Regions from separate parts of the Homo sapiens genome. Here region 1 is linked to region 2. Evidence: chromatin contacts called from ENCODE Hi-C or POLR2A ChIA-PET data. All regions are on one chromosome and are shown on one strand. Each heading gives the region's core, a stretch centred on a gene start or an enhancer-like site at or near the end of the contact. The rest is flanking DNA. Distances are from core to core; before and after follow the strand shown. Region 1 overlaps SMARCA4 (SWI/SNF related BAF chromatin remodeling complex subunit ATPase 4). Region 2 overlaps CARM1 (coactivator associated arginine methyltransferase 1).

Region 1 (5,219 bases), core at 2,720-5,219, 130 kb before region 2:
GCTGTGTGACTGAAATGTTGGTGTCCTCTTCAAAGCAGGTCTCAAAATCTCTACCAGAATCAAATGTCCCGAAACAGAACAGTTTCGATAAAGCAGTCACTTAGCAGTAAGAGTTAAGATTTGGGGTTTTTTTTTTTTTTTTGAGACGGAGTCTCGCTCTGTCGCCCAGGCTGGAGTGCAGTGGCACAATCTCGGCTCACTGCAAGCTCTGCCTCCCGGGTTCACGCCATTCTCCTGCCTCAGCCTCTCGAGTATCTGGGACTACAGGCGCCCGCCACCACGCCTGGCTAATTTTTTGTATTTTTAGTAGAGACGGGGTTTCACTGTGTTAGCCAGCATGGTCTTGATCTCCTGGCCTTGTGATCCGCTCGCCTCAGCCTCCCAAAGTGCTGGGATTACAGGCGTGAGCCACCACACCCAGACTTTTTTTTTCTTCTTTTTTTTAAATAGAGACAGAGTCTCACTATGTTGGCCAGGCTCATCTGAACTCCTGGGCTCAAGTGATCCTCCGCCTCGGCCTCCCAAAGTGCTGGGATTATGGGCGTGAGCCACTGTGCCCAGCCGAAAGTTTTAATTTATTGTATGATTTATCATCAAATCTTACAAAGGCTACAAGACTGACTGTAGCAGCTGGGTGAGCCATTCCCTCTTTTGTCAGATGATATACAACTAAATATGACCCTAAGAGGGCTCTGTGAGTCTAAAACTAAAAAAAAAAAAAAGTGGACTAACACTAGACATACTTTTTGTCTGAAAATATTCAGGTTCTTAATAAGCTGAGCATGCTGTTTCTGTCTTTTCAAAAACCAAGGTGTAATGGAATACAGAGAAGTGTACATATCTCATGTGTACACCTTGGTGAATGTACACATCATATACACATCCAGATCTATAGAGAGAATATCCCCAGTATCCTAGAAGGCTCGTCGTGTGGCTTTCCTGCTATTCCCTCTCTCAAGGTAAGCACTGCTTGGCAGCCATTACTGTGGATCAGCTTCTGACCCTCACAGAACTGGAGGCACACAGTAGGCCCTCTTTTTTTTTTTAGACGGAGTCCCGCTCTGTCGCCCAGGCTGGAGTGCCGTGGCGCGGTCTCGGCTCACTGCAAGCTCCGCCTCCTGGGTTCATGCCATTCTCCCGCCTCAGCCTCCCGAGTAGCTGGGACTACAGGCGCCCACCACCACACCCGGCTAATTTTTTGTATTTTTAGTAGAGACGGTGTTTCACCATGTTAGCCAGGATGGTCTCAATCTCCTGACCTCGTGATCCGCCCGCCTCGGCCTCCCAAAGTGCTGGGATTACAGGCGTGAGCCACCGTGCCCGGCCAGTATGCCCTTTTTAGTGTCTGGCTTCTTTCACTCAACAAAATGTAAGCTTCTTCCAGGTAGCAGTACTATGTCTGTTTTCACAGCTGTTTGGGGCCCTGTACGATTAGGCCTCCACTGATCCATGCCCCTGTAGATGGACACTGGGCTGATTCTTGTTTTGGGAGATTATGACCAAAGTGGCTATGGACACGTCTGTCGGTGTGGACAGATGCACTCAGCTCTCCTGGGTAGAACGAGGGCTGCAGGCTGCTGGGTCAGAGGGTATGTACAGGCTGAGCCTCAGAAAATATTATCTTCTGCAGTTCGATGGTTAAAAACAAACAAAGCAAAACAGAAGAGATTGCCAAAGAGCTGCATACTCCTACACGCAGGGTGTGAGGCCAGACTGCTTCAGACTTGCCAGCACTGATGGGCATTCGGCCGTTCTGGGGCGGGTGCTGGTGCAAGTCACTCTGGTTTTAACGAGCATTTTCTTGAAGTTGTGATGCTAATGCAATGACGTGAGCACCTTTCCCCACATTGATTAGTCCTGGGATGTCCTGTGTAAGGAGGCGTCTGTTCCCGGCTCTTGTCCAGCTTTAAATTGTGTTGTCTTTTCCTCATCTATGAGGAGTTTTCACTGTCTCCATCAGCGTGTCCATTAATAAACAGATGTTATTAATTTCAGTGAGGTCTAATTTCTCAATTGTTTGTGATTAGTGGCTTTTGGCTCCCGTGGAAGAAATCGATGCCTACTCATGAAGATTTTCTCCCGTGCTTTCTTCTAGAATTTTGTTTTACCTTTCACGTTCTTACATCCACAGTCCATGTCACGTGGATCCAAGTGCATGGTGTGTGCGTGTGTGGGGGTGGTCGAGGCTCATCCTCTCTACGTGGATACCCAGGAGACCAGTGTGATGGAGACACCCGTGCTTTCCCCACTGCGCTTCAAGGGTCTTCTTTAGGTTGGTAATGTTAAGTTTCCCTCACAAGATTATCATTAGAAATAAAACATGGGGAGGGTCTGTCATTGTCATTAGATTTCTGCGAATTCCCTTTTTTTGTTTTTGTTTTTTGTTTTTCAGGTATTGTCTCACTCTGTCACCCAGGCTGGAGTGCAGTGGTGCAATCTTGGCTCACTGCACCCTCTGCCTTCTGGGTTCAAGCGATTCTCGTGCCCAGCCTCCCGAGCTGGGAGCTCAAGCACGCATCACCATGCCAGTTTAATTTCTATTTTTGTATTTTTTGTAGAGATGGGGTTTTGCCATGTTGGCCAGACTGGTCTCAAACTCCTAACTTCAAGTGATCCGCCCACCTCAGCCTCCCAAAGTGCTGGGATTACACGAGCCACTATACCTGGCCCATGTTTTAAATAAGTATTCTGTATTTATTTCATTTTTTTAAGATACAGGGTCTCATTCCATCACCCAGGATGGAGTGCAGCTGTGTGATCATGGCTCACTGTAGCCTGGACCTGCTGTGCTCAAGTGATCCTCCCACCTCAGCCTCCCAAGTAGTGGGGACCCCAGGCATGTGCTACTGCCCGCAGCTGTATCCCGCACTTTAAGTAACTTAAGTCCTCCACTTGCTTTCCTCTTTGAGGACTTAGCCTTGGAGTTAGGTTTGTGAATTAGAGTCTATATATTTTTTTCTCAATACTGACAACACATGACATTTTCAGATCTGGCATTGAACTTGAATATGTCTCCTTTCCTTCATCATCTGTTTCTCTTCCAATAATAAAAGAACCTTTCTTTTTTTCTCTTTTTGAGACGGAGTCTCACTCTGTCCCCCAGGCTGGAGTGCACTGATGTGATCTTGGGTCACTGCAACCTCCGCCTCCCAGCTTCAAGATTCTCCTACCTCAGCCTCCCGAGTAGCTGGGATTACAGGCATGCACCACTACGCTCGGCGAATTTTTGTAGTTTTAGTAGAGAGGGGGTTTCGCCATATTGGCCATGCTGGTTTCAAACTCCTGACCTCAAGTGATCCGCCCGCCTTGGCCTCCTAAAGTGCTGGGATTACAGGCATGAGCCACCGCATCTGGCTAAAAGAACCTTTTTAAGCAGTATTTTGTTTTTGGAGTGGGCGTCTTGCTCTGTCACCCAAGGCTGGAGTGCAGTGGTGCAATCTTGGTCCACAGCAACCTCCACTTCCTGGGTTCAAGTGATTCTCCTGTCTCAGCCTCCCAAAAAGCGTGCCACCACGCCCAGGTAATTGTTTTCCTATTTTCAGTAAAGATGGGTTTTCACCATGTTGTCCATGCTGGTCTCAAACTCCTGACCTCAAGTGATCCTCCCACCTCAGCCTCTCAAAGTGCTGGGCTGACAGGTGTGGACCACCACAGCTGGCCTTGCGCGGTAATTTTGACTCATTAATTTAGGCACTCCAATTGTTACCATCCTCTAAAACTTCACACTTGGTAAGATTCTCTCCAAACCATGCATGTGGGCTCCCTTCACTTTCCCCTCCAACAGATACAATTCCCCCACGCTCTGCTTCATGACTAACAGCAAACTGTTATTTAAAATCAAACAGTACAACCCTCCCATTACGGGGACAGCCGTACTGGCCAGTGTGTACCAGGAAGTGAAATAAGACCTTGGAGAGTGGAAGACTGGGTGAGTCCTGGGCCAGGCATGGGCCTTACACCTTTGCTGGCTCCTGCCCAGCTCTGTGACCTGCCCTGGGCTGGCAGAAGGTGCACATGCCTCCCTGGGGAGTTGCTGAGAACATTCCTTTCTTCTTATTTAAATGGTACCCATATAGAGTCGCTCACGGAAAAGGATATTAGTAAATGAAAAACATATAAATGGCACTCATGATCCACCAACACGTTATGATCCGCCGCTGGGCCGTGGCCACAGCTGGAACCGCATGCTGCCTCGTATATAGGACATGTCTGTGAGGACAGCGATCTCCAGGCTTGGAGCAGGGCCTGGCAGAGAGCAGGAGTGTGGCCACCATCTCACCAACACAGAGATGGCACAGGTAGCCTGGGAGGGTGCAAGGACAGGAGAGGGCTGCCACTTTCTCTGCTCCAGACATGCCAGCCTCTTGTCCCCAACCTCCTGGCCACACGGGCAGCACCCATTACTGCCATATAACCCCTCATCCCACCTCATCCCTTGAGGCCACCAGGCCACAACTTTGGCAGAGCCTCTCCGCCTGCTGTGGCCTCTGCTGGTGCACTCTCCCCAACCTCCCCTCTCTCAAGGCTCTGCTGCAATGTCCCCTTCTCCGAGACCCGCACCCCTGCCTCTCCTCTCGACCACATGTGACATTCCCTCTCATCACCGCAGATACATGTGTGCTTCCCTGTTCCAGAAAGCATGTTCCTCAGGGCCAGGCTCAAAGACACAGAGATTCAGTCAGTGTTTGTGGATGAGTGAAAGAGTGAGCGGCCCAAGCCTGAGTGTGCAGAGTCAGAGTGCAGATGCCAGGCCTGCTCCCACGGGGACCCCTACAGCCCCCGCCCTCCCCGCCTCCTCGCTTACCTGTCCTTGTACTTGATCACGGCATCCACAATCTTCTTCATCTTCTTGGTGAGGTTGGGTGGGTTAGGGGAGAGTTTCTCGGCAGGCGGCCGCCCGCGCTTCTTCTGCTTCTTGCTCTCGTCGTCCTTGTCGCGGCTGCGGGTGCTGGTGGTCGGGGTGGAGGAGCCGGCGTCGCTGTCTCGCTTGCGCTTCCGTGATGATTTCTTCTGCCGGACCTCCTCTTCGATCTCCTCCAGCGTGCCCTCCTCGATGGCCTTCAGGGTCAATAGTAGTAAAATAGGACAGCCAGCACCCAGGTCGACAAGCAGAGGCCGCGACGCAATCCCAGGGGCCGGGCTGGGACACGGAGGAGGGCCCCCGCACCCGCTCTCCCTTCAGCTTGACTGGCTCGGGGCATAACACACACTGGGACTCT
Region 2 (4,668 bases), core at 67-2,566:
TGTGCTGTGTGCTAAGTGTCTACATGCATTGACACTTTTGGCCCAAATCTCTGTGAGAGCGCTGTGCAGGGCAGAGGAGAGGGCTCAGAGAGGGGCTGTAGCTTCCTGAGGGCTGCACAGCTGCACAGCAATGGCAAGTGATCACTGCAGCAGTACCCTGGAGGCCCTACTCACCACCACAGGCTGCCGGAAATACTCATCCACCGCGGCACCTCGGAGGGCCGACAGGTCCACTCCATGGAAAGATGGCTGGTACCTGTGGACAGGCCCCACCCCCACAGCAAGGTCAGGGCTGCAGAAGAGGCAGGTGGGGTAGCCCTGCCTTCTCTCCCAGTCAGCCCTCATCTAGCCCAAGTCTTTCAGAAAAAGAGGAGTGCAGGCTCTCTGGGGAGCTGGGGCTGTCCCTGAGAAGGCAGGCTGTGGGGCCCAGGCGGGACACCCAGGGCACACTCACCAGAAGTTGGCCTTGGTGAACTGCTCCATGTAGAGCTGTTCATCCGTGAAGGGTGCAAGGTGGACGTCACCAATGGTAGGAAACATGTTTCCTGGGAGTGGGGCAGGGAGGGGTGCTGGCGTCAGGTGACACATCCCACACTGCCTGGCAGAGCTTCCAAAGGACCCCAAGACCCCCAACCCTGGGTGCTCCCAGCCTGTCATCCATTCGTTCCTGCACTCCTGTGACAGTGGCACCGAGCGCCTATTCTGATCAGTGTTTCATCACCACCACGGGTACCTGACCTGCACCAGCTCACGAATTCCACCTGAGACTGGGAGGCTGGTGGCTCATCTTTATGTCCTATTACTAGACCTGGCAGGTGTGAGGGACCTGCCAAAGACTCACGGGGAAGCAGGCAGTGCCCGGGATGTGGCCAGGCGCTGCCTCTCAGGCCCTGCCGTCTGTGCATGTGTGCAGCCGGGAAAGCATAGCAAAGTTGCTCTGGACAGAGGGAGGGTGGTGGGCCCCGGGCTACCCCAACGCCGCTGGGGACCTCAGTTGAGGCCAAGAGCCAGGTGGGGGAAGCCAAATCCACACCACAGGGACTGCCTAGGTTCTGGCACAGGCACCCAGCCGGCAGGATGGGCCACTTGGCCTGCCTGGTCTGGGCACACAGACTGAGGGAAGGGCAGGGCCTCCCTCTGTGACTCAAGGGTAGACGCATGAGTCAGGGCCAGTGGCAGGGAGGATCAGGGCCCCGCAGCCCCGCCTGCCCCAAGGAGCACCTGGCCTCCAGATGTGGGCCCCCCAGCCTTGCAAGCTGGGGGAGGAGATCCTGAGGTATCAGTGGGACTCTGCCTCCTCCTTACGCCACCAGGCTGTACCCGAGGCGAGAGCTGCAGGGCTGCAGCTGCTGGAACGGGGAGGGAGATGCACATGCTGCGGCTTCTGCCCTGGGGGACCTGGGGGCACCATGGGAAGTGACCCAGCCTGGAAGGAACCTCTGGCTCCTGCTGACCAGAAGACATGTGACTGGGAGAGGGGAGGGCTGCCTTTAACCCCTGGAAGAGCTTCCTGAGCTGGACAGGAGTCCTCCTTGCACAGGCCTGGCCTCCCCCCTCCCTGCAAGCTGGCTGCTGGGACGTCGGGGGCACATGCAGCTGCCCACAGAGCCTGACTGCCATCTGGCTTCATGTCCCATCGGGAGGGGCCCTCTCTGCTGGGGCTGTCCCCACCCCCATCCCCACCATCAGGGCAGAAGGGGAGGAGAGTGGGGCCCACAGCCCCTGGAGCAGCCTTGCTTCCCATACTCACACCCAAGACATGAGACACAGCTGTGGGACGCCACCTCCCACCTCCAGGAGCACAGCCAGCCAGGACCCTAGGGCCTGGATCCAGGGCGGGCCAGAGATGAGAGTGGAAGCTTCCCCCCTGCCCCTGCCTGCACAAGCCCCACCAGCCTGCTGCTGCCCACGCTCCATCCCATGGCTGCTACCCTGGCTGGGGACCTGTACCCTGCCACACGCACACACAGCTGCTTGCCTGTACAGAAATGCTCAGACGCTCACATACCTAGCATGAGAAGAGCCACAGGCACATGCCTCAGGCGTCAGGGCTGCACAGACCCCAAGACAGATGGGCAAATAGAAACAGTCACCCAGGCCAGGCACAGTGGCTCATGCCTATAATCCCAACACTTTGGGAGGCTGAGGCGGGTAGATCACCTGAGGTCAGGAGTTCGTGACCAGCCTGACCAACACGGTGAAACCCCATCTCTACTAAAAATACAAAACTTAGCTGGGCGTGGTGGTGCACACCTGTAATCCCAGCTACTCAGGAGGCTGAAGCACAAAAATTGCTTGAACTGGGGAGGTGCAGGTTGCAGTGAGCCGAGATCGCACCACTGCACTCCAGCCTTGGCAACAAGAGTGAAACTCTGTCTCAAAAAAAGAAACAGTCACCCAGTGACCAGAGGCCATACCCAGAGGCACGGATGGGAAGTGACAGATGGGCTTGCCAGACAGCTACCTCACCTCCTCACACACGTACACTCGCACCCACACCCCTGCATTTGCACACATGCTCGCCCACCCCACCTCCTGGACTGTGAGGAGAGCAGGGCTTGTTGGGGAACTGCTGACCACAGAACCTGTCCCAATCCCCACTCCCAGCCAGAGGCTGTCCCGCAGGAGCAGGACATGGGACGGCAGAGGTGCCAGGAGATCCTGTGTACCCTGTCTGGGCGAGTGGGCAGCTGGGTGTCTGGCCGTGTTTGGGGCCCAGGGCTCCAAAAGCCACAGCTGGCTGGAGTGGGGTTGGGGTGGGAGCGGGGGAAAAGCCCAGGCTTCCCTACACCCCGGGCCACCGACAGTAAGCAGGGAGCTGAAGCACTGATGGCCTGGCTCAGCGGCAGCCAGGGCCTCCACCGAGGGGCCTGGCCTGTGTACCCCCCAGTGCTCACCGCTGGGCTTCAGGTACTTCTTGGCGTGGAGGTAGCTCTCCAGCATGCGCTCGTTGAAGAGCATGTAGCCCATGGGCTCCGAGATGATGATGTCCACCTGCTCGGGGAGTGACACCTCCTCCACCTTGCCCGGGATGACCACGATGCGGTCCGTCAGGTTGTTACTCTTCACCAAGACCTGCAGGCGGGCAGGGCCATGTGGGCTTCCCTGCGTCTTCCTGCCATGGGGCCCTCCCTAGACCTGCTCTCAAGGGACAGCCTCCATCCACACATGGGCATTGGGTGCCCCTCTGCCTGCTTCGCTGGCGCCCCAACCATGGCTGCGATTGGCCATAGCCTGTTAAGAGCTCACTGTGGGCCGGGCACGGTGCCTCATGCCTGTAATCCCAGCACTTTGGGAGGCCGAGGCAGGCGGACTGCTTGACCTCATAAGTTGGGAGACTAGCCTGACCAACATGGAGAAACCCTGTCTCTACTAAAAATACCAAAAAAAAAAAACTATTTTTTTTTTCTTTGAGACAGATTCTCACTCTGTTGCCCAGGCTGGAGGTGGTAGTGGCGCCATCTCGGCTCACTGCAACCTCTGCCTCCCGGGTTCTAGCGATTCTCCCACCTCAGCCTCCCGAGTAGCTGGGACTACAGGCACCCACCACCACGCCTGGCTAATGGGGTTTTGCCACGTTGGTCAGGCTGGTCTCGAACTCTTGACCTCAGGTGATCCGCCCACCTAAGCCTCCCAAAGTGCTGGGATTACAGGTGTGAGCCACCATGCCTGGCCTAAAAATACAAAAATTAGCCAGTTGCAGTGGTGGATCCCAGCTATTCAGGAGCCTGAGACAGGAGAATCACTTGAACCCGGGAGGTGGAGGTTGCAATGAGCCAGGATCGCACCACTGCACTCAAGCCTGAGCAACAGAGTGAGACCCCCCCCAAAAAAAAAGAGAGTTCACTGTGACCCCGGCCCTGCCTCAGGGCCGTCCCCTGCTGCGGCCTCCTAGGTCCCCCACCCTGCGTCGACAACTGCTGGTGGCTGCAAAGAGGGGGACGAGCAGACATCACAACAGCCACCAAAGCTAAAGCTGGATGCACCCCCAACCCAGCGATTCCAGGGCTAGGGTGTGTCCTACAGACACAACCGCATGTGGGAGAGGGGCTCAGGACAGCAGCGTTGGCCACGTGAAGACCTGGAAGGAGTCTGAGTGTCGCTGCGGACACAATGCAGCTAAAGCAACAGCGGCACGGCTGGGCACAGGGGTGCTCTGCGGCGGCAAGACAGAACAAAGATGGCCCCTCCACGACCCCGGCGACCCCAGATCCATGGGAGAGGCAGAGCAGGGAATGGAGGGTGCAGCCTCCACTGGTGCGAGAGGACGCTCACGGAATAGCTCTGCTCAGACTTTGTGGCCGTAGCTCCTCTCTCATGATGGGGCTGGGGGTGGGAGCTGGGGTGGGGAAGGAGAGCACGCTGTCTGCTCTTTTTTAGCTTTTATGTTTTGAACTTTGTGAATGAAGGTTTCAGTGCAAAAAAAAAAAAAAGAAAACAGGGAAATGACATGTGGCCCTGACTACCGGCCATGAGAGAAAATCATCTCAGGCCCTGAAGCCCCTCCCTGAAATGACTGTCTTGGGGACAATAAAGAGACCAAAGCACAGAAGTAATGTCCCCAGGCCCCTGGGGGTTCCCAAGCTTCTCTAGGCTGGGGCCGGCATGGCACTCATGGGCGAGGACGAGGCTGGGTGGGCACCAGCGGGCCACTGACCTCAGCGTGCT

What was found. A loop is a pair of places that touch in the nucleus more often than their neighbours do. ChIA-PET counts read pairs that join two places held with the same protein, here RNA polymerase II (POLR2A).
Region 1: a loop to region 2 is called in a map of astrocyte of the cerebellum, with 5 times the contacts of the local background. The contact joins two enhancer-like sites. A Hi-C loop is called at or near these places in 2 of 168 maps with a recorded cell type or tissue (G401 and astrocyte of the cerebellum). POLR2A ChIA-PET finds 5 or more read pairs at or near these places in 1 of 52 experiments (GM12878).

The regions. Positions count from the first base shown.
Region 1 is chr19:11,041,146-11,046,364 of GRCh38, reverse strand. It overlaps SMARCA4 (SWI/SNF related BAF chromatin remodeling complex subunit ATPase 4), which reads right to left. Exons shown (of 35, transcript NM_003072.5): 30 at 4,805-5,058. Among named protein-coding and RNA genes, the nearest start is that of LDLR, 46 kb to the left of the region's middle. RefSeq lists an enhancer at 1-15. Within about 2 kb of position 3,969, at least 7 of the 41 ENCODE cell types and tissues checked have a DNase peak (open chromatin) inside an H3K27ac peak, as active enhancers do.
Region 2 is chr19:10,912,284-10,916,951 of GRCh38, reverse strand. CARM1 (coactivator associated arginine methyltransferase 1) reads right to left here. Exons shown (of 16, transcript NM_199141.2): 5 at 4,658-4,668; 6 at 2,898-3,075; 7 at 455-545; 8 at 175-256. Among named protein-coding and RNA genes, the nearest start is that of YIPF2, 14 kb to the left of the region's middle. Within about 2 kb of position 1,316, at least 2 of the 41 ENCODE cell types and tissues checked have a DNase peak (open chromatin) inside an H3K27ac peak, as active enhancers do.